2 separate regions of the Homo sapiens genome follow, and region 1 is linked to region 2. A link is a loop called in an ENCODE intact Hi-C map of the cell type or tissue named here. Cell type or tissue: CD4-positive, alpha-beta T cell. All regions are shown on one strand. Links, peaks and the distances in the headings refer to the core of each region. The heading gives the core; the rest is flanking DNA. Region 1 overlaps CDHR2 (cadherin related family member 2). Region 2 overlaps UIMC1 (ubiquitin interaction motif containing 1).

What was found. Hi-C counts contacts between places; a loop is a spot of excess contacts. Peaks named below come from ENCODE experiments on the same cell type or tissue, not always from the same donor. Only the 100,000 strongest peaks of a DNase experiment are listed, where the experiment ranks them.
Region 1: a loop joins it to region 2, with 3 times the contacts of the local background. A loop is called at or near these places in 8 of 110 quality-filtered maps.

The regions. Positions count from the first base shown.
Region 1 is chr5:176,567,195-176,583,155 of GRCh38, forward strand. CDHR2 (cadherin related family member 2) reads left to right here. Exons shown (of 32, transcript NM_017675.6): 4 at 1,484-1,623; 5 at 1,766-1,816; 6 at 4,019-4,108; 7 at 6,889-6,978; 8 at 7,890-8,015; 9 at 8,086-8,232; 10 at 8,312-8,387; 11 at 8,530-8,645; 12 at 8,758-8,991; 13 at 10,205-10,360; 14 at 10,443-10,604; 15 at 10,840-10,901; 16 at 11,171-11,414; 17 at 14,149-14,388. Among named protein-coding and RNA genes, the nearest start is that of CDHR2, 26 kb to the left of the region's middle. RefSeq lists a silencer at 11,234-11,528. In CD4-positive, alpha-beta T cell, for the core only: CTCF peaks have their summits at 6,990 (motif pointing right), 7,193 and 11,331 (motif pointing left); DNase peaks (open chromatin) are centred at 7,017 and 11,307.
Region 2 is chr5:176,954,720-176,962,719 of GRCh38, forward strand. UIMC1 (ubiquitin interaction motif containing 1) reads right to left here. Exons shown (of 15, transcript NM_001199298.2): 7 at 3,374-3,435; 8 at 1,240-1,316. Among named protein-coding and RNA genes, the nearest start is that of UIMC1, 48 kb to the right of the region's middle. In CD4-positive, alpha-beta T cell, for the core only: no CTCF peak of the experiment used is centred there; a DNase peak (open chromatin) is centred at 4,562.

The sequences.
Region 1 (15,961 bases), core at 3,523-11,522, 380 kb before region 2:
GTCTGGCTCTGTCCCCCAGGCTGGAGTGTAGTGGTGCGATCATGCTCACTTCAGCCTCGACCTCCTGGGCTCAACTGATCCTCCCACCTCAGCCTCCCAGGTGGCTGGGACTACAGGCATGTGCCACCATGCCTAGCTAATATTTTATTTTTTAAAGTAGAGACAGGGTTTTGCTACATTGCTGAGGCTGGTCTCAAACTCCTGGGCTCAAGCAGTTCTCCCATCTCGGCTTCCCAAAGTGCTGGGATTACAGGCATGAGCCACTGTGCACCACTACACCTGGCTAATTTTTTATTTTTATATTTATTTATTTTTGAGATGGAGTCTCGCTCTGTCACCCAGGCTGGAGTGCAGTGGTGCGATCTCAGCTCACTGCAACCTTCACCTCCCGGGTTCAAGCAATTCTCCTGCCTCAGCCTCCCCAGTAGCTGGGATTATAGGCACGTGCCACCAGGCCTGGTTAATTTTTTGTATTTTTAGTAGAGACGGGGTTTCACCATGTCGGCCAAGCTGGTTTCGAGCTCCTGATCTCAAGTGATCCGCCCACCTCCACCTCTCAAAGTGCTGGGATTACAGGCATGAGCCACCTCGCCTGGCCTAATTTTTAAATTTTTTTGTATAGATGGGGGTCTCGCTATGTGCCTAGGCAGCTCTCAAATTCCTAGGCTCAAGCCATCCCCCATCTCAGCCTCCCGGAGTGCGGGGATTACAGATGTAAACCACCATACCTGGCCTTCTGCTTTTAAAAGAAATGCAACTTTCTTGTGGGCCACGAAAGTATCAGGGGACGTAGGCTCCCATGCCAGTGGCTGAAGCCCTCAGAGCCCTGTGGCGGAGCTCCAGGGAAACGCATCTTCATGAAAAGAAGAAAGTCCTTGCTAATGAATATCGGGGCCAGTGGAGGTGTCGGAGCAGAGGCTGGATGGGTAAAGGAGGTGGGGGCTCAGGGATAGGGTGGGTTTGATGAATCTGTAAAAAGTTCCTTTCAGGCTAGGGAGTGGGCGACCAGCCTGCTGCTGTGCCCAGGCATGCAGTACAAGAGTTAGGGCTCTCAGGAGGCCAGCAGCAGACTGGACACAGCTTTGGCTCACTTGAGCAGAAAGGGGGTGTCCTGGAAGGCTCTCCAAAGCTCTAGTCTGCACCCAGATGCTGCAGCTGGAAAGGTTCACACCAGCCACGTCTAGTCTTGTGTCACGGAAACTCGGTATTCTGGAGAGGGCAGGGCCACAGGCTTGGCAAGGGGAGGGGTAGATGCCTGGGTACAGCCCCCGCCCCCTGCACTGTGTCCAGTGCCCATCGAGTCAGTGGGCACAAGGGAAATCAGGATGCTGCTGACTTGGCTGATGGTTGGGGAGGTCCCAGATGGCAAGTCAAGCCTGTGTACAGGGCAGCCAGGCGCCCAGCCCAGCCTCACAGCCAGCTTGGCCAGACCAGCACTGAAAGGGTGGCTGTGGACCCTGGGTGGCCCCTGTCCCATCCCCAGGTGCCCAGGCCTTCTGGTTGGTAGCGGAAGACCAGGACAATGACCCTCTGACCTATGGGATGAGCGGCCCCAATGCCTACTTCTTCGCTGTCACTCCGAAAACTGGGGAAGTGAAGCTGGCCAGCGCTCTGGACTACGAGGTAAAGAGCATCAGCCGGAGAGGGCACGGGACGCGGAGGGGGTGCTGGGAGGGCCCTGGGAGCCCGCGTCCTGGTGGCGGCACCCCCTGTGCTCCCACCCAGCGGGGGCTCACCACCGGCCCCTTCTCTCTGGCTGCTGCAGACACTCTACACATTCAAAGTCACCATCTCCGTGAGCGACCCCTACATCCAGGTGAGTTGGGAGGTGCAGGGGGGTAGACAGGGATTGCGAGAGTCCATTCCTGATTGTGTCCCCACCTCCGGCAAGCGGACGGTGCCCCAGTTAACAGTGAATTTAATGTTTATTTATATCGAGATTATACTAGTTCATTTCTTTGTCATATGACATTACCAAGATTTTAGTATTTTTAAAATTTATTTAAATTACATAAATATATTATTTATATCATATGAGGGCTTTTTTGTTTACATATAAATATATTGGTTATATTTTAATTGTAAATTAAATGTTTTTTTTTTTTTTGAGACGGAGTCTCGCTCTGTCGCCCAGGCTGGAGTGCAGTGGCGCGATCTCGGCTCACTGCAAGCTCCGCCTCCTGGGTTGACGCCATTCTCCTGCCTCAGCCTCCCGAGTAGCTGGGACTACAGGCGCCAGCCACCACGCCCGGCTAATTTTTGTATTTTTAGTAGAGACGGGGTTTCACTGTGTTAGCCAGGATGGTCTTGATCTCCTGACCTTGTGATCCGCCCGCCTCGGCTTCCCAGAGTGCTGGGATTACAGGCGTGAGCCACCACGCCCGGCCTAAATGTATTATTAATGTATATAAATATTGATTAGAAAAGTGCCAAATACCTCTCCACCCCAGGGCTCCAGAGGCAAAATCACTCTCAACTGCTTTGGCTGAATATGTTGCAACTACACTCTTATTTCCCACTTTGGGAGGCCGAGGTGGGCAGATCACCTGAGGTCAGGGGTTCAAGACCACCCTGGCCAACATGGAGAAACCCCCATCTCTACTAAAAATACAAAAATTAGCTGGGCATGGTGGTACACGCTTGTAATTCCAACTACTCAGGAGGCTGAGGCACAAGAATCGCTTGAACCCGGGAGGTGGAGGTTGTATTGAGCCGAGATTGCACCACCTCACTCCAGCCTGAGTGATAGCACGAGACTCCGTCTCAAAAAAAAAAAAATTACAGATAAAACGAAAGTCCCCTTGGAAAATCCTTTCCAGCTCACTCCCACTGAAGTGTTGACCGTTACTGTATGCTTTGACACTTCTCAGCGCTGAGGTACATGCCTCCATGTACTTCTTGGTGCATTTTTTGAAACCCAGTGGAATCCAGCTGTCTATATTGTCTTGAAAGCTGCCTTGCCCACTCAGCGATTGAGCTTAGAGCTCTCTCTGGGTCTTACAAATCCCCAATTTTTGTAACGTCTATATCTATGGTGGGAACTGCCCTTAAGCTGGTTCCCTCTGGTGTCCACATAGTTGTTCACAGCTTTATACTATGGCAAACAAAGCGAACGTGCACATTCCCGTGATAGGACAGGCACTTTTTTCCAACTTTTTATTTTATCTTTTTGAGTTAGGATCTTACTCTTGCCCAGGCTGGAGTGCAGTGGTGCAATCACAGCTCACATCAGCCTCCACCTCCTGGACTCAAGCAATCCTCTTAACTCAGCCTCCAGCGTAGCTGGGACTACAGGCGCTCACCAACCATACTCAGCTAATTTTAAAATTTTTTGTAGAGACAGAGTCTCACCATATTGCCCAGGCTGGTCTTGAACTCCTGGGCTCAAGCGATCCTCCCATCTTGGCCTCCCAAAGTACACAGGCATGAGCCACTGCGCCTGGCTGGCTGGCATATTTTATATTTAAAAAATTAACTGCTGGCGTGGTGGTGCACGCCTGTAATCCCAGCACTTTGGGACGCCAAGGCGGGCAGATCACCTGAGGTCGGGAGTTCAAGAGCAGCCTGACCAACATGGTAAAACCCCATCTTTACTAAATACCAAAAACTAACTGGGTGTGGTGGTGCATGTCTGTAATCCCAGCTACTCAGGAGGCTGAGGCAGGAGAATTGCTTGAACCTGGGAGGCGGAGGTTGCATTGAGATGAGATCACGCCATTGTACTCCAGCCTGGGTAACAAGAATGAAACTCTGTCTAAAAAAAAAAAAAAATTAACTAATGATGCCTGCAACTTACTTTCAAATGGTTCAGAAAACAACATATGGAGAGAACCTGGTCTCTACAAAAAAAAAAAAAAAAAAAAAAAAAAAAAAAGCCCCCAAAAACATATGGAGAGAAAGAGAGACCAAACAGTAGGTTGATCTGGATGAAGGACACCAGCTCTTTGTACGATACTTGCAACTTTTCTGGTGTTTTAAATCCTATTTTCTGGGGTCCCCTGGGCTTTCTCACTTGCAGGTGCAGAGGGAGATGCTGGTGATTGTGGAAGATAGAAACGACAACGCACCCGTTTTCCAGAACACCGCTTTCTCCACCAGCATCAACGAGGTGACACCTGCCTTAATGTGGTTGTGGGGCAGGGGGCATCCCAAAGTGCTTCTCAGAGTAGGAAGAGCCAGAGACAGTCAGTGGGGCATTCAGAGTTGGGAAAAACCTCTCCTAGCAGGGGCAGCTTCAAGAACCAAAGCCAGGGGGATGTAACCCCACAAACTGGTTACAGCAATATTTTGCAATCAGTCAGGTTAGGAATTCTTTCAGTGATGAAAGCAAAAAAAAAAAAGGGAGTTGATTTTTTTTGTGTAGACGGAGTCTCACTCTGTTGCCCAGGCTGGAGTGCAGTGGCACGATCTCGGCTCACTGCAAGCTCCGCCTCCTGGGTTCACACCATTCTCCTGCCTCAGCCTCCCAAGTAGCTGGGACTACAGGCGCCCGCCACCTCGCCCGCCTAATTTTTTGCATTTTTAGTAGAGACGGGGTTTCACCGTGTTAGCCAGGATGGTCTCGATTTCCTGACCTCGTGATCCGCACGCCTCGGCCTCCCAAAGTGCTGGGATTACAGGCGTGAGCCACTGCGCCCAGCCTCGTGTATCTAAAAAATTTAGAGGTACCTCAGACTTCAGGCATGGCTAGATCCAGGTACTCAAATCATATCTTGATTTGATTTGAGCCAAATCATATCGTGAAATTTGATTTGAAATCATATCTTCAGGCATGGCTGGATCCAGGTACTCAAATCACATCAAGATATGATTTGAGTTTCTCTCCTCCTCTCAGCTCTGCTTCTCTTATTGCCTCCATCCTGGGGGAAGAGAGGCAAGTCTCTCATGTGGTGATAAAAGTACAGGCTCGCCGGGTGCCGTGGCTCACTCCTGTAATACCAGCACTTTGGGAGGCTGAGGTGGGCGGATCACCTGAGGTCGGGAGTTGGAGACCAGCCTGACCAACATGGAGAAACCCCGTCTCTACTGAAAAAAAAAAAAAAAATTAGCCGAGTGTGGTGGCACATGCCTGTAATCCCAGCTACTCAGGAGGCTGAGGCAGGAGAATTGCTTGAACCTGGGAGGCAGAGGTTGCAGTGAGCCGAGATTGCACCATTGCACTCCAGCCTGGGCAACAAGAACAAAACTCCATCTCAAAAATAAATAAATAAATAAATAAATAATAAAAAAATTAAAAAATTAAAAAGTACAGGCTCACATTGAGGAGACCGTCTCTTTCTCAATCTTTCCAGCCCAAAGCCCAGGGCTGACTTTCATTGGCTCATTTTAGGTCATGTGCTATCCTTGAGCTAATTTAGGGGTATGGAAGGCTCTCATGGGTTGGGTCTGCATCGTGGGCCTTCCCCGCAGCAAGGGGGAGGAGTGGGGACAGTTCCACTTAAGCTACATGGGTGGAAAGGAGATTCCCTGATGGTCACTGGGCAGCAAATACCACCACTCCTGAACTTCCGTTGCCATGTGCCTGCAAAGACCTTCCAGGTGGGGGGCCCCATGCCAGGCCAGACACGTGTGGTCTGGACAGCCATGTGAGAGGCTCTGATGCAATGCCTCAGCACCCGGCACTGTCTAGGTGCTAAGGTTACCTGGGGAGCAAGACAGACCTGGTTGCTACTCTCAGCAGCTCACCTTCTAGGGAAGGCCACAGACAGGAACCAATGAAACAAAATAAGCAGAATGGATTTCAGATGGCGGTGAGCCCCACAATGAGCACGAGACAAGGCAAAGTCAAGGAAGTGACTGCAGCGGGCACTGCTTTAGGTTGAAGGGTCAGGAAAGGCCTCTCTGAGTTGAGGGCATCTGAACAGAGAGACCTGAATGGCAAGAAGGAGCTGGCAGGGGATGCTCCAGGAAGGGGTGCTCCAGGCAGGGGGAACAACAGGTGCAAAGCCCTGAGGCAGGAACAAGCTCAGCCAGTGTGGCTGGAGGGGGAGGGTGAGGAGGAGGTCAGGTCAGAGAGGCGAGTGGCAGCCCAGGCTCGAAGGAGTCTGGACTGTGATCTGGGCAGAATGGGGGGACTCTTGGGGGATTTGAAGGAGAAGAGTTATGTGGTCTGATTCATGATTTTCAAAGATCTCTGTGGCCACCATTAGGAAGTATAGGTCGTGGCTGGGCACGGTGGCTCACACCTATAATCCTAGCACTTTGGGAGGCTGAGGCGGGTGGATCACCTGAGGTCAGGAGTTCGACACCAGCCTGGCCAACACGGTGAAACCCTGTCTCTATTAAAAATATATATAAAAAAAATTAGCTAGGCATGGTGGTGGGCGCCTATAATCCCACCTACTGGGGAGGCTGAGGCAGGAGAATCGCTTAAACCCAGGGGGCAGAGGTTACAGTGAGCCGAGATCGTGCCCCTTCACTCCAGCCTGGGCGAAAGAGTGAAACTCCATCTCAGGAAAAAAAAAAGGAGGTAGAGTTGGTGTGTACAGGGGCCCAGGAGCAGAGTACTCCCCAAAGAAGCCTCCAGCTCTGTAGGGCGCTGTTTGAAACCCATGGCTATAGGCTGTAGAGAGCACATGGGATGTCTGAGTGCGCAGTGGCACAGTGAGGCTGGGCTCTAGAATGATCCCTCATCCTGGTTCTGAGGGGCTCCGACAATCAGAAGCCAGCTTAGGTGGTGGAGAGGCTGTGTGGGGAGGGGAGGAGGGAGATCCTCTCTGCCGCCCCGCACCCCCAGGTGCCTTCCACCCGCAGCCCTGGTGGGAAGGACAGGGGAACCCTGTCCCCATGAGTGCACAGCTGAGGACACTGAAGCTCAGGGGGGCAGTGACGGACAAGGGAGAGGAGGAGCTGGATTTGAGCTCATAGGTGACGAGTCCCTCCCTGCAGACCCTGCCCGTGGGCAGTGTGGTGTTCTCCGTGCTGGCCGTGGATAAAGACATGGGGTCTGCAGGCATGGTCGTGTACTCCATAGAGAAGGTGAGTGTGAAGGGGGCCCTGACCGCCTTTGTGACCGCCAGGGGGCAGCATCTCCACAGACAACCCACAGGGCCTGAACGTTGGGGTGGGGACATTGGTCCTGCCTTGGCCCAGCCCTGGTCCCCAAACCGTCCTCTGGCCACCAGCCCCCCTCCCCGGAAACCTCGCCTTGCCCGCTTACCTAAAGAGGGTGCCTGCTGCAGACCAGACCCTTCTTCCTGCCCGCCTGCTCCCAGGTCTTGTCCAAATTCCACAGACAATAAGGGGTGTGTAAACCCATTTCTCATGGAAACAGACTTGCTGTTGATAGCGCCATTTACCGAGCACCAACCACGTGCCTGGCACATACTGTATAGTCGCCCCTTGGTATCCGTGGGGACTTGGCTCCAGGATCCCTGAGGACACCAAAATCCATGGCTGCTCAAGTCCCTGACATGCAACGGGGTAGTATTTGCATGTAACCTAGACACATCCTCCTGTGTGCTTTAAATCACCTCTAGGTTACCTCCAATACCAATGCAATGCAAATACTATGTAACTATAGCATGTTATGCTATATTGTTTAGGGAATCATGGCAAGGGAAAAAGTTTGTACACCTTCAGTACAGACGCAACCATTGTGAGTGAGCCTAGCTACAGTTTTGATCTGTGCTGGTCAAATCTGTGGATGTGGAAGCCACAGAGATGGAGGGCCGACTGCATCTTATTGGATCCTCCTTTCAACCCACTGAGGGTTGTCACCAGCCCCATTTCCTGGAGCTGGAAACTGAGGCTCAGAGAGGTCATATGACCTGGTGCCAGTGGCGTGACTGGTCAGTGGCAGAGCTGGGACCTTCCCTGCGTTGCTCAGAGTGGGGTCCTCGGTGCAGGGCTGTCCCTAGGGAGCCTGACCCAAGTCTGCTCTGCCCCAGGTCATCCCTAGCACTGGGGACAGCGAGCATCTCTTCCGGATCCTGGCCAATGGCTCCATAGTCCTCAATGGCAGCCTCAGCTACAACAACAAGAGCGCTTTCTACCAGCTGGAGCTGAAGGCCTGTGTGAGTGGGGGTGCCGGCAGGCGGGCCTAGGACCCACGGCGCTGGCTCACGGGTGGCCATCTCCCCGCAGGACTTGGGCGGCATGTACCACAACACCTTCACCATCCAGTGCTCCCTGCCTGTCTTCCTGTCCATCTCCGTGGTGGACCAGCCTGACCTTGACCCCCAGTTTGTCAGGGAGTTTTACTCGGCCTCTGTGGCTGAGGATGCAGCCAAGGTGCACGGGGGACCTGTGGGGTGTGGGTGGAGGCGGGAGGCGGGGAAGTTTGAGGAGCACTGACCAGGCCCCATTCCAGGGAACCTCGGTGCTGACGGTGGAGGCTGTGGATGGCGACAAAGGCATCAATGACCCTGTGATCTACAGCATCTCCTGTGAGAACGGGGTGTCCCCAGGCCAGGGCTGGGCCGGGGCCAGGGTGGGGTCTCCGTCAGAGTCCCTGGAGGCAATGGGCCTGGGGCTCCGTCAGAGCCACTGGAGCAGCTGTTCCAGCTGTTCCGCCTTTCTCCTTGCCAGACTCCACGCGGCCCGGCTGGTTTGACATCGGGGCAGATGGGGTGATCAGGGTCAACGGCTCCCTGGACCGTGAGCAGCTGCTGGAGGCGGATGAGGAGGTGCAGCTGCAGGTCACGGTGAGCAAAGGCCCCACCACCCCTGTCAGAACCCTGCTCTCTAACCTCTGGCCTTTGATCTCTCTCTCTGAGCACTGGCTCTCTGCCCTCTGCCCTCTGCTCTGTGCCTCAGGCCACCGAGACACACCTCAACATCTACGGGCAGGAGGCCAAGGTGAGCATCTGGGTGACAGTGAGAGTGATGGACGTCAATGACCACAAACCTGAGTTTTACAACTGCAGCCTCCCAGCCTGCACCTTCACCCCCGAAGAGGCCCAAGTGAACTTCACTGGCTACGTGGACGAGCATGCCTCCCCCCGCATCCCCATCGATGACCTCACCATGGTGGTCTACGACCCGGACAAGGCAGGCGTGGTGGCGTGGGTGTGGGCGGGGGTGGCTGGGGGAGGCCAGTGGGAGCCTGGATCGAGTGACGGTGTCATGTGGTGCTGGGTGGCGGTGCTGGTGGTGCAGGGTGTGATGGCGGAGAATGGGGGTGCTGGGTGCTCTCTGGAAGCCTGTGTTGGTAAGCAGTATCATCCTCTGGGCGATCCGTGTGGGGCTGAATAGAAGGCCATGCTGAGTGGAGGCTGACGTAGAACGTCAGATGATGCTGAGTAGAACATCATTGTCCGTGGTGATGGGTGGCTGGCGAGGTCTCCTGGCATTGGGCGGCCATGATTTGGGTAGTCCTGGGAACTGGGGGAGGCTGAGCAGTGTTGGGACAAGTGGTCTGAGGGTGTGAGGTGGGAGGGTGCTCTTTTTTTTTTTTTTTGAGATGGAATTTCGCTCTGTCACCCAGGCTGGAGTGCAATGGCCCAATCTTGGCCCACTGCAACCTCTGCCTCCCAGGTGGAAGGGATTCTCCTGCCTCAGCCTCCCAAGTAGCTGTGATTACAGGTGTGCACCACCTCGCCCAGCTAATTTTTGTGTTTTTAGTAGAGATGGAGTTTCACCATGTTGGCCAGGTTGGTCTTGAACTCCTGACCTCAAGTGATCCACCTACCTTGGCCTCCCAAAGTGCTGGGATTGCAGGCGTGAGCCACCGCGCCCAGCCATGGGAGGCACTCTTAAGTGGAGGCTGCAGTGAGAGGTGGGTAACACGGTGGCGCTGGAGGATGAGTAACTCTGGAGGGTGTATGGTGTTAGGTGATACTGAGGGGTTGGAAATGTTGCGTGGAGGACAGTGTCGGGTGGGGTTAGGTTGGCCAGAAGGGTGGCACTGGCCAGTGGGGTGACGTAGGGTGTGAGTGGTGTTTGGTGTTGCTGTGGGGGCTGGGGGTGGGGGATGTGAAGGGTGGGTGGGAGGGACAGCTGACAGGAGTGAGGGGTGTGTGTCCAGGCTCCAGCCCAGGTCTGGGACCCACAGTGCCTAGGGAGCTGTCTTCTACAGAGCCTGCATTTGCAGGGACTGGTGACCAGCCCAGCCTCCTGCACCCTCTCTCGCAGTCTTTTGAGAGCCCCCTTCCATGGGACCTCATCGGGCGGGGCATCCAGAGATAGAAGCCTGGGGACTGGGGGAAGATGCAGGTGGGCAGAGCAGGGGGACAGGTCCCTGCTAGACAGCCCACCTTTACAGGGCAGCAATGGCACCTTCCTGTTGTCGCTGGGGGGCCCCGATGCAGAAGCCTTCAGCGTCTCCCCGGAGCGGGCAGTGGGCTCAGCCTCCGTTCAGGTGCTGGTGAGAGTATCCGCGCTGGTGGACTACGAGAGGCAGACGGCGATGGCGGTGCAGGTGAGGGCTGCTCCGGGGTGCCAGGGGCAGAAGCCGAGGGGCACTTGGGCCCCACAGCTGCTGCCTCCTCCCCTGCCCCCAGGTTGTGGCCACAGACTCCGTCAGCCAGAACTTCTCCGTCGCCATGGTGACCATCCACCTTAGAGACATTAATGACCACAGGCCCACGTTTCCCCAGAGCTTGTACGTCCTCACGGTGCCAGAGCACAGCGCCACCGGCTCTGTGGTCACCGACAGCATCCACGTGAGTGATGTGGACACAGTGGGGCTGTGGGGTCCCAGCAAGCGGGCGTGCATGTGTGAGTGTGAGAGTGTGTGTGTGTGTATGTGTGAGATGGGGGTGGCCATGAGTGAATCTGAGTGTGCTGGGGATTCTCCCTTTGTGTGAGGAAGCACGACAGCTCTGTCCCCACGAGCTGCATGGGTGGCGGTGCGTGCATCGCCTCCACACAGCACCCTGCCATGTCTCTGCCTCACAGGCCACGGACCCAGACACGGGCGCGTGGGGCCAAATTACCTACAGCCTGCTCCCAGGAAATGGGTAAGGGCTCAGGGTGGGCCGTAGGCAGGTGGGTGAGCAGGGCCCAGGCCCACCTCTCTGCCTCTCTGCAGAGATAGAATAGCTGGGGAAGACCGAAGGCACTCAGTTACATTTCAATTTCAGATAAACAAGGAATGACTTTTTGAAATAATGAATATGTTGCATATACTGCATGGGATATGCTGAAATATTTGTTGTTGTATATCTGAAATTCACACTGAAATGGGCATCCTGTGTCTCTATTTGCTGAACCTGGCCCCTCTGAGCAGGGCAGACCTCTTCCAAGTGGATCCCGTCTCAGGGACGGTGACGGTGAGGAACGGTGAGCTGCTGGACCGGGAGAGCCAGGCCGTGTACTACCTGACGCTGCAGGCCACAGACGGCGGGAACCTGTCCTCCTCCACCACACTGCAGATCCACCTGCTGGACATCAACGACAATGCACCCGTGGTTAGCGGCTCCTACAACATCTTCGTCCAGGAGGAGGAGGGCAATGTCTCCGTGACCATCCAGGTGTGAGCCTGCCTGGACCTGGTGGGTAAGGCTGGGGGAGGGGACCAAGCCTGCTCTGTGGGCATGCTGGCCCTGGGTAAAGTCGGGGCTCCGCTGTGTGGCTCTGAGACAGTCACTCAGAGTCTCTGTTTCCTCCCAGGAAATGAAGAAAATTATAGCCTTACTCTCAGGGTCATTGGGGAATAATTTAATGACTTGTGTGAGGAGCTCAGCACTGGGCCTGCCAGAGAAATCCCTCAAAAACATACACTTCTTTTTTATTTACCCACCTGCCCCACTCCAAAAAGGACTTGAGGTGGCTTAGATAAATAGTAAGATAAAAATATGAAAGAAATAAGAAAAAAGAGAAAATAAAGGTGGCATTTGTTAAAGGGCACAAGGTAAAATTAGAACCCAGTGCTACAGAATTGCTTGGAGTGAGCTGCAAATTCTGATCTGAGCTTCATGGTGGCCAAAGCAAAAAAGGAAATGAGATCAGTGGCCAGGTTCACAGAGTTCATGAGATAAAAACCCACTAGTGACTCCAGAGAAACACCGGGGAGTAGCTTCCTCCCTCGTCCTGAGGAGTTCGGAAGCTTCGCCCCTGAGGCATCTTGTGAGAAGTGAGAAACCAGGTCCTCAGAGTGACAATCTGGTGGCCACAGAGCCCTCCCGTCTTTCCAGGACTGTGTAGTTTCCAGAGCATGTTCCTATCCCTGATCTCTTGACCAGCTTTGGAAGCAGGCGGTCTAATAGTTCCCATTTCTCAGGAGACAACAGGCTCAGAAAGGTTAAGTGATTTTCTGTGGTTACACAGCCAGTAAATGATGGCGCTGGGGCTGCAGCCCAGACCTCTCTGGCCCTGAAGCCTTGGCCTTTCCTCCTTCCTGCTTGGCACTTCTCCCCTGGTCTGTGAGCTCCTTGGGGCAGGAGCATTTCTGGTCGGCTGCTGTAACCGTGGTGCCCAGCATGAGCCCCAGGGAGCACTTGATGAATTAACTGGCCTGAGTTCAGGGCACCAAAGGATGAGCAGACAGGATGAGGCTTTTGGAAAAAATAAACATCTCCAGCTGCTTTCAAAGGATGCATGTAATAAACAAGGTCCCAGCAGAATGAAATGGAGGAGCTGAAGGTGGAGACTGGCTGGGAGGAAGGAAAGAATTGGTTGAGTCGGAGTGGTCCCACTCTGGATTCAAGGCCACGTTTGCTGAGCACTTACCCAGTCTTTGGCTGGGCCCTGAGTCCTCAGAGATGAGTCCACCACCATTCCTGCCCCCCAGGCGGCTCCCAGTTAGGAAGAGGGCGTCAGACAGTCACCCAGCGGTGTCACCTGTGCTATGTTGAGGCCCAGAGGAAGCGCCAACCTGGCCTGGAGTCAGGCAGGGAAGGTGTGGGAGGCATCGGGGTGAGGGAACGGAACCTGCAAAGGCCTGGCGGCACAGAGGAACCCGCTGTGTTATCCACACTGGTTCACCCCAAAGACAAACCAAGCATGCCTTCAGGGCCCTGGCAGGACAGGAACACACACACACACTCACGCACGCACTCACACACGCACTCACACACACACTCACACACGCACTCACACACACTCACACACGCACTCACAGACATACAAAGTGAGTGAAGAATCAGCTATTTAAAACATATAGCGCTGACGGCCGGGCATGGTGGCTCCTGCCTGTAATCTCAGCACTTTGGGAGGCCGAGGTGGGTGGATCACTTGAGATCAGGAGTTCGAAACCAGCCTGGCCAACATAGTGAAACCCCATCTCTACTAAAATTACAAAAATTAGCTGGGTGTGGTGGTGCATGCCTGTAATCCCAGCTACTTGGGAGGCTGAGGCAGGAGAATCACTTGAATCCAGGAATTGGAAGCTGCAGTGAGCTGAGATCATGGCACTGCACTCCACTCTGGGCAACAGAGTGAGACTCCACCTCAAAAAAAAAAAAAAAGAAAGAAAGAAAGAAAAAAAAGAAAACAAAACAAAACAAAAGAAGGGCCAGACGTGGTGGCTCACGCCTGTATGTAATCCCAGCACTTTGGGAAGCTGAGGCAGGTGGATCACCTGAGGTTAGGAGTTCAAGACCAGCCTGGCCAACATGGTGAAACCCCATCTCTACTAAAAAATACAAAAAATTAGCCTGGTGTGGTGGTGGGTGCCTGTAATCCCAGCTACTTAGGAGGCTGAGGCAGGAGAATCACTTGAACCCAGGAGAAGGAGTTTGCAGTGAGCAAGAGAGATCGCACCATTGCACTCCAGCCTGGGCAACAAGAGCGAAACTGTATGAAAGAAAAAAGAAAAAAGAAAAAATATGTATATAGCACTGAAGTAGTCATTATGGGAAAATGAGAATCTTGCTGGACTTCACACTTATGAGTTTAAAACTTTCTTTGTCTACAATTTCCTGCCCCCATATCCCCCTTCCTGCTAGAATATCAGTAGCAAAAGGGCCTGTCTTGATGATGGCTCTATTCTTTCTTTGCACCTGGAACGGGGCTGGGCACGTAGGTCCACAGTGGCCGTTTGTGAGATGAAAGAATGGCCTCAGTGCTGAAGATCTCAGAAGCTCTTGCAAACTGCTGACCTGAGCCTCTTAGATGGGAAACTGGGGCTGGGAGATGGGCCCAGGGGCTCCAGGCCTGATGACTGCCTGCGTGGGCCAGCGCTGGAGAGGAGGGTCCGGCTGCATCGGAGGGGCTGGGGGCTGGGAATGCCGATGGCCGATGACCAACCCCTGCTTACGTGCACAGGCCCACGACAATGATGAGCCGGGCACCAACAACAGCCGTCTGCTCTTCAACCTGCTGCCTGGCCCCTACAGCCACAACTTCTCCTTGGACCCTGACACAGGGCTCCTCAGAAACCTGGGGCCCCTGGACAGAGAGGCCATCGACCCCGCCCTGGAGGGCCGCATTGTGCTGACAGTGCTTGTGTCTGACTGCGGCGAGCCTGTCCTCGGCACCAAAGTCAATGTCACCATCACTGTGGAGGTAAGGCCTCGCTTAGCCAGGATGGGCCTGGGGGCCTCCCAAGCCGATAGCCAGCCCCTCCAGCTTGAGTCACACTTCTGCCCTCTGCAGCCAGCCTGCCTGGGTTACAATCCCGCTCACTCGTATGGCCCCAGGCAATTACTCAACCTCCCTAGGCACTCAGGCTCCTCATCTATAAAACGGGGGTGAAAAAGGTTAAAGATTAAGTGAGTTAATGAATGGAAAGTGCTTGGTAGAGTGCCTGACCTATAGACAGTATCAGTGAATATCAGCTCTAATTGTCACTCATAAAGTCCCACCTGAAACCCTCCTGTCTCCCTGCCACCATTGAAAAGCAAAGGGAAGGGGTGAAAATCAGCATTGCTGGTGTCTATTGCACATCAGGGCATCCGCCAAGGTTGGGATGGTTATTACCATTTTGTTTTTATTTATTTATCTATTGATTTATTTATTTTTGAGACAGGGTCTCCCTTTGTCACCCAGGCTGCAGTGCAATAGTGCCATCATGGCTCACTGCAGACTCAACCTCCCAGGCTCAAGCGATCCTCCTGCCTCAGCCTCCTGAGTAGTTGGGACTATAGGCATATGCCACCATGCCTGGTTAATTTTTTTATTTTTGTAGAGATGGGGTTTTTCCATGTTGCCCAGGCTGGTCTTGAACTCCCGAGCTCAAGCGATCCACCCGCCTTGGCCTCCTAAGTAGCTAAGACTAAAGATGCGTGCCACCATGCCTGGCTAATTTGGCTAATTTTTAAAATTTATTTTTCATAGAATCAGAGTCTCACTTATTGTCCAGGCCAATTTTGAACTGTTGGCCTCAAGCGACCCTCTCAACTCAGCCTCACAAAATGCTGGGATTACAGGCATAAGTCACTGAGCCCGGTTTATTACCGTTTTATTGATTGAGCAACTGAGGCGGGCCTAGTTGCTGTGGCTCATGCCAAAAACCTCAGTACTTTGGGAGGCCAAGGTGAGAGGATTGCTTGAGCCCAGGAGTTTGAGACTGGGCTGGGCAACATAGCGAGACCCCATCTCTACTAAAATAAAAAATTAGCCAGGCATGGTGGCATGTACCTGAAGTCCCAGCTACTTGGAAGGCTGAGGCAGGTGGATCATTTCAGCCCAGGAGGTTGAGGCTGCGGTGAGCTATGATCATGCCACTGCAATCCAGCCTGTGAGACAGAGCAAGACCCTGTCTCAAAAAAAGAAACTGAGGCACAGAGAGGTTCAGTACCTTGCCTGGGGGTCACAAAATTGGGTTTTGACTTCAATCAGTCTGGTTCTAAGGCTGCCACCAGCCCACAAGGCACCTTCCTCTGGAACAGTATTGTGACAAATGTGCACCTCTGCCGTGTCTGTGATGTGGATGGCACCCCATAGGGTTGTGCAGTGCACAGCCTGCACCACTGCACATAGCAGCCCTGTGTCCCCTGGACTGGGATGTGCCATTTTCACACAAGGGTCAGAGAGTGAGACCTCAGAAATGAAGAAAACGAAGCAGAATGAGGACTTGCTGGTTGTCCTTAGGGTGGGAGGGCTGCAAAGAGAGAACTTCATTTCCTGAGTGAACAGG
Region 2 (8,000 bases), core at 1-8,000:
CACTCCAGCCTGGGCAAAACTCTGTCTCAAAAAAAAAAAAAAAAGAAAAAAGCCAACATAGTCCGATTTTTAAAATAAATAAAGACCTTTATGATAGACTGCCAGATGTTTAAAAATATTTATAGGTCTTTCCTAGATTACATGCAAACTAAGTTTGAGTCTCTGTGGAAAAACATTGAAGGAAACCAAAATAAGAAAACTATGATTATCTCTAATCCTTATAGGCTATACGAGACCTGAGGGAAAACCAGATGTGACTTAGGGCAACATCTGTATACTTGCTGTTCAAAGTTAAACATCAGTAGGAAGTCCCTCAATCTCACAGGAATGAGGCTAATGATCTTTTCAGAAAAGCCAGAAAGGAAAATATAGTCTAAAACAAATTCCTTAGAAAGTAGTGGTTCATATCACAAAATAATGCTTCATATTATACAATGATTCAGGAGTTTCTTAGATGGTAAGTATCTTAGTTCATTTTACATTATTTTGTATATCTAAATCTATCCATGTGCAACTTTGAATGAGCATCTCTTCTACCTAAAACAAAGTACCTATCTTTTAATTTTTACAATTAACAAAAAGCAAACTAAAGCACTTAACGAGGTTAAGCATCTTAGGTCTAAGATTAAAAATAATGACAGAACATGCACAAAACTCAATTTCTGAACCTCCTATGCAGTAAGACCCCAACAAATGGCAATATAAAAACTAACTACTAAAAGGCTGTGAAGTCCAGGCACAGTGGCTCACATCTGTAATCCTAGCACTTTGGGAGGCCAAGGAGGGAGAACTTAAGCCCCGAAGTTCAAGGCTGCAGTGAGCTATGATTGCACCACCGCACTCCAGGCTGGCTGACAAAATAATTTAAAACAATTTAATTTAAAATAATTTAAACAAATTAAATAACAAAAGGCTCTGAATGTACAGTTAAGCAAATGCTATTCCTGATGCTTTGCTGCCATCTCTGATGAGGCCTGTAAACAATCAAGAAGACAAAAAAAGTCATGTTAATTTCAAAACTAAATTACCCCTAAGGAGAGAAAAGATTGAGAATAAAAGCCAATGGCCATTAAAAACACCTATATGTGTATACGCATACGAGTGTTGAGACATGTACATACACGTATCAATTACATACAAACCTCCAGAGAGTAGGTTTGAAGAGTCAGAGGAAAATTAATAGGCATGAAAAGGTAAATAGGTATCAGAAATTCAGTAAAATCACAGTGGGGTACTTACCAGGACAAACAGTGATTTCTTCTGCAGAACTCTCTGGCATAAGGACTAAGCTTCTCTTACTGGTCAAAGCAGCAACACTGAAAGAGAACCAAATCCCAAATGAATTCCCAGTAAAATAAATCAGAACATAGAGCCAAAAGCAATGGTGAGTCACTCACAAAGCCACAGGTAATCACAGATACTTGCTGCCTAATACCACAAAAGCACAATAGGAAAGCAAGGAATCAGTACTGAAAACTCCAGACCAGAAATATGGAAAATAAATATGCTTACAACTTCAGTTCCAGTGAAATCACTGAATGAAAACAAATTCCCTTTTGGAGTTTTCACAAAGGAAGGTTGAAGGGTGAGAACTGTCTGTGAATATCAGAGAAGGCAAAAACTCCACTCCAATATAAGGATGTCAAAGGTGTTTTATAGCCTCCATCTCAGCCTTCTGAAGGCTAGAGATTTGTAAACTGACAAGAGAAGACACAGAGATTCTTCTGACAACACACTTTCTCCTCCTTTTGCAGTTAAATCTCCTCTTTATCTCAAGATGTTGCTTTCCATGCAACAAAAATAAAAAACAATTCCAAACTGCCCTACAGCAAAAATCTGCCCACATAAATTGAATCTCTTTTCTAACAAAAACTTAATTATGAATGGCTTCCTTCATCCAACCTTCTGGTTTTCCCTGACTGCTCATGGAGTGCAATCTCTTCCTGACATAGGAATACATGGCTGATCTGAGCATCTGAGCTAGCCCCCTCATGCTTCACAGGGCTTTACGATTAGTTTGATCAAGTATGCAAGAGGATGCTTGAAAACAAAAATCCTCACATCAACCAAGAACCACAGAGAAGACAGAATAGCTACAACTGAACTCATGATAAATAACTAAATCCTGATAGAAAACCACAAGTGATTTATCTCTAAATAAAACATCTCATAGCATTTGTTATAAACCCCAGCCAGACAGTTTACTCTGCATGTAACATTAGTGCTCTATTCAAAGGGTCCATCACAAAACAATTTTCTGACATTTATAAAATGGGCTAATCAATTTGAAGTCAAACCACATTGCCTGCGATTCCAACTCTCTCCTGGTGACAAAGTGTATAATCATTTATTAAAACCTACATCTGCTCTGCACAAGGCTCACCACAATAAAGCAGAGAGGCCTATAGGGAGTAAAGGCATACTCTGTTAAAACCACTTCCAAAACTGTCTTAACAGCAGGAAAATCAAACCAAAGCCATATTCTTTAGCCCAGGAAGGAATACCAAGTACTATCAACCAGAAGCCTAAGAAAGACCACCACCTTGACTACAGCAAATGGCAAGTGGGCTTCAACTCTCATATGGGAGAACAGTCATGCAGTTCAAAACTAAGCTCTTGAGAAAGTCTCAAAACTCAACTACTAGATAAAAAGGGCAAGTGGAAAGTAACTGGAAGCATGATCCAGTTAATAGTGCAGTTTATAATTAATCAACTGCTATCTATTATTAAAGTAAGAAGACTTAGAAGGTAAGCCCATCAATCAATCAGCAAGAACAATGGAGGAGGTAATGCAAATACCATCCTTTACAGGAGATAGGAGGCACAAACGGATTAAAAGTGGCACAGGACAGACAGTGAGAGTGACACAGGTCCTGTGTGGCCTGAATAATATGAAGACTTTGAAGAGGATGTTAAGTCTCAAGAGTAAATTTAAAAGATGTATAAGGTTTAGATATACAGATAAAATAAGCATAAGCAGAGTTGGGGAAAAGAGAGAAAGGGGCTAAGAATAGAAGGACTATAAAGAAATCAGTCTAGAGCCTTCAAATTGGCATAGAAAACTAGTGTAATTAGTTAAGAGAATTGCAGGATGTGACCGCTTTTCAGAAATAATGTAAATGAGATTTATGCCAAGATAGCTGGCCTGGACAAGATGACCTCTAGGATCTCTTCCAGCTCTTAATATTCTGGGCTTCTATGAGATGCACATCTGAGAACTTAGAGATACTAATAAAATTTCTCCTAGTCTTCACTTATAAAAGAGCTAAAAGTTCTCTGGCAAGCTGTCCACGTACAGTCTCACTCATGTGGTTCATCTCCCTTATGCTGGCAACCATCAGAGGAGAATGCATAGCAACATATAATCTCTCACCTTTGTGAAGCAGGTACAGAGTTTCCCTCTTCAGAAGTTTCTTCAACAATCCCTTGGGAAGACTGCAAAGAAATACGTAGTATCTTAAATATACAGGCACAGGTGAACTGGCTTCTCTTCCTTTTTTAAAAAAATTTAATTGTTCAATGTTCTCCCTCAACAATTAACAATAAGAAGAAAATATTTTCCATAAGCCAGTAAGTGTCAATAAAACAAGCACATCCTGTAAAGTCAGAAGACTGGTATTTAAATCAGAACTAAATCACTTACTAAATTTGTGATTGGGTAAATGACATCTGAATCTCTTTCCTCATCTTAAAATGGGTATTAACAATTGCCTCACAGAGTGTTGTGAAAATTAAACAAGATAATGTACACAATGCACTTCATAACATGCAAGACCTGTATCAATATTAACTGGTAAGTCAAATGAATTATGATTTCAGAAAAACAATCAAAAAGTTTGCATGGGGGAAAGGAAAATATAGAGAAAAGTTCAATTTTCAAAGGAAATACTGAGTTGAGATAAACACTGCAATCTATGATCTTTGAGAAAAACCAAGCCATAACACAGGACATCTAAAGGGAAGGTTACAAAGATTCTTTTTGCTACAAATCTGCCACTATGGTTTTTATATCTGGCTACAGGATTATCTTTTCAGAAATGTAATGAATAGGGACTACATAAGGAAAGATTATTTTCATTGATTCAAAAATTATTTTCATTGATTAATGGTAGAGTTGACGCAAATACCAACTCATTAAACATACATGCACAGAAGATCACAGAAAAAGCAGCTACTGCTGCCTTAGGCAGACTTCTGAGGAAGTGCCTGGGCTGTGAGGCTTCTTCCACTAGACATAAAGCTACCAGCTGAAGTTTTCAAGGTTTCCTAATAAGATATGAATAACCTAAACAAGTTAGGCATCTCTTTATGAATCTCGCTACCATTCAGGTAAATGATGAAATACATTTAAAAATCAGGAATAGTTGAGTTTTCAGTCAAAAGGAAAGTTGTACAATAATAGGGAATATAGTCATTATGAAAAACAAGACTTAACCAAACTACCAAAGGACTAAAATACAACAGCAATAAATACTTAACCTGTCTCTTCCTTTGAACTCAGGGGTGACAAGGTTTTTATTGAACTCTCAGAAAGAGAAAGAAAGAGAAAGAGAATGCTGACACCTAGTGTCCATTTAACAGAATTTTATAATGACTAGCCTTGGTCTTTAGATGCAATCAAAGCACTAGTAAGTTAGTTATAAGGCACCTCCATCTCTGCCTTAGGCTAAAGCATATCTCAAACCTTCTCAGTGTAATTGTTTAAAAAAATTATTGGCCGGGCGCGGTGGCTCACGCCTGTAATCCCAGCACTTTGGGAGGCCGAGGCAGGCAGATCACGAGGTCAGGAGATCGAGACCATCCCAGCTAAAACGGTGAAACCCCGTCTCTACTAAAAATACAAAAAATTAGCCGGGCGTAGTGGCAGGCGCCTGTAGTCCCAGCTACTTGGGAGGCTGAGGCAGGAGAATGGCGTGAACCCGGGAGGCGGAGCTTGCAGTGAGCCGAGATCCCGCCACTGCACTCCAGCCTGGGCGACAGAGCGAGACTCCGTCTCAAAAAAAAAAAAAAAAAAAAAATTATTGTGCTTTGGCCAGGCGCGGTGGCTCACGCCTGTAATCCCAGCACTTTGGGAGGCCAAGGTGGGCGGATCACCTGAGGTCGGGAGTTCAAGACCAGCCTGACCAACATGGAGAAATCCCGTCTCTACTAAAAATACAAAATTAGCCGGGCATGGTGGCTCACGCCTCTAATGCCAGCTACTCGGGAGGCTGAGACAGGAGAATCGCTTGAACCCAAAAGGTAGAGGTTGCAGTGAGCCAAGATCGTGCTATTGCACTCCAGCCTGGATGACAAGAGTGAAAACTCTGTCTCAAACAAACAAAATTATTGTGCTTCTATTCAGTGCCAGGCCTGTGCTAATCACTTTACATTCCTTATCTCCTTTAATTCTCACAAGCAACTTAAGAAGCAAAAACCATTAAATTATTTTAAAAATAAGTGAAACTTCGAGAGGTTAAATAATTTGCCCTAAATCATATAGTTGGTCAAAATCGTAGCGCTGAGACTTGCCTGACTCTAAAATCCACACGCTAAAAACTATTATATTGCTTACTCAGATGATCCTCTTCCTAATCATTTCAATGTAGAATCCCAAGAACGTCTTCATTTCAATACATTATTTTAATTTAGAAATTTATACCTCAATGGCAGTAATCTGAACATAAAGTGAGGTTCTTCCAGAATATGAACACAGGATAGCAAAATAAGCAAATAAAATTTAGACTACCCAAATGTAATCAAGGTGAACATGAAAGCATGGCAGAAATAAAAATTTAAGGAAGCTATGGCCTAATCAAGACATCTTCTTCCTGGAGAAATAATATGTTAATAAGGAAGGGATGGTTTGCATTGAATCTTAAAAAAAAAAAAAAATTCAGCCCTCTCTCCCTCTCCCCCTCCCCCTCCCCCTCCGTCTCCGTCTCCGTCTCCGTCTCCGTCTCCGTCTCCCCACGGTCTCCCTCTCATGCGGAGCCGAAGCTGGACTGTACTGCTGCCATCTCGGCTCACTGCAACCTCCCTGCCTGATTCTCCTGCCTCAGCCTGCCGAGTGCCTGCGATTGCAGGCACGCGCCGCCACGCCTGACTGGTTTTGGTGGAGACGGGGTTTCGCTGTGTTGGCCGGGCCGGTCTCCAGCCCCTAACCGCGAGTGATCCGCCAACCTCGGCCTCCCGAGGTGCCGGGATTGCAGACGGAGTCTCGTTCACTCAGTGCTCAATGGTGCCCAGGCTGGAGTGCAGTGGCGTGATCTCGGCTCACTACAACCTCCACCTCCCAGCCGCCTGCCTTGGCCTCCCAAAGTGCCGAGATTGCAGCCTCTGCCCGGCCGCCACCCCGTCTGGGAAGTGAGGAGTGTCTCTGCCTGGCCGCCCATCGTCTGGGATGTGAGGAGCCCCTCTGCTCGGCTGCCCAGTCTGGGAAGTGAGGAGCGTCTCCGCCCGGCCGCCATCCCATCTAGGAAGTGAGGAGCGCCTCTTCCCAGCCGCCATCACATCTAGGAAGTGAGGAGCGTCTCTGCCCGGCCGCCCATCGTCTGAGATGTGGGGAGCGCCTCTGCCCCACCGCCCCATCTGGGATGTGAGGAGCGCCTCTGCCCGGCCGAGACCCCGTCTGGGAGGTGAGGAGCGTCTCTGCCCGGCCGCCCCGTCTGAGAAGTGAGGAGACCCTCTGCCTGGCAACCACCCCGTCTGAGAAGTGAGGAGCCCCCCCGCCCGGCAGCTGCCCCGTCTGAGAAGTGAGGAGCCTCTCCGCCCAGCAGCCACCCCATCTGGGAAGTGAGGAGCATCTCCGCCCGGCAGCCACCCCGTCCGGGAGGGAGGTGAGGGGGGGTCAGCCCCCCGCCCGGCCAGCCGCCCCATCCGGGAGGGAGGTGGGGGGTCAGCCCCCCGCCCGGCCAGCCGTGCCATCCGGGAGGGAGGTGGGGGGGTCAGCCCCCCGCCCGGCCAGCCGCCCGGTCCGGGAGGTGAGGGGCGCCTCTGCCCGGCCGCCCCTACTGGGAAGTGAGGAGCCCCTCTGCCCGGCCAGCCGCCCCGTCCGGGAGGGAGGTGGGGGGGTCAGCCCTCCGCCCGGCCAGCCGCCCCGTCTGGGAGGTGAGGGGCGCCTCTGCCCGGCCGCCCCTACTGGGAAGTGAGGAGCCCCTCTGCCCGGCCAGCCGCCCCGTCCGGGAGGGAGGTGGGGGGATCGGCCCCCCGCCCGGCCAGCCGCCCCGTCCGGGAGGGAGGTGGGGGTGTCGGCCCCCCGCCCGGCCAGCCGCCCCGTCCGGGAGGGAGGTGGGGGGGTCAGCCCCCCTGCCCGGCCAGCCGCCCCGTCCGGGAGGTGAGGGGCGCCTCTGCCCGGCCGCCCCTACTGGGAAGTGAGGAGCCCCTCTGCCCGGCCAGCTGCCCCGTCCGCGAGGGAGGTGGGGGGGTCAGCCCCCCGCCCGGCCAGCCGCCCCGTCCGGGAGGGAGGTGGGGGGGGTCAGCCCCCCTGCCCGGCCAGCCGCCCCGTCCGGGAGGTGAGGGGCGCCTCTGCCCGGCCGCCCCTACTGGGAAGTGAGGAGCCCCTCTGCCCGGCCAGCCGCCCCGTCCGCGAGGGAGGTGGGGGGGTCAGCCCCCCGCCCGGCCAGCCGCCCCGTCCGGGAGGGAGGTGGGGGGGGTCAGCCCCGCTGCCCGGCCAGCCGCCCCGTCCGGGAGGTGAGGGGCGCCTCTGCCCGGCCGCCCCTACTGGGAAGTGAGGAGCCCCTCTGCCTGGCCAGCCGCCCCGTCCGGGAGGGAGGTGGGGGGTCAGCCCCCCGACCGGCCAGCCGCCCCGTCCGGGAGGGAGGTGGGGGGGGTCAGCCCCCCGCCCGGCCAGCCGCCCCGCCCAGGAGGTGAGGGGCGCCTCTGCCCGGCCGCCCCTACTGGGAAGTGAGGAGCCCCTCTGCCCGGCCACCACCCCGTCTGGGAGGTGTGCCCAACAGCTCATTGAGAACGGGCCAGGATGACAATGGCGGCTTTGTGGAATAGAAAGGCGGGAAAGGTGG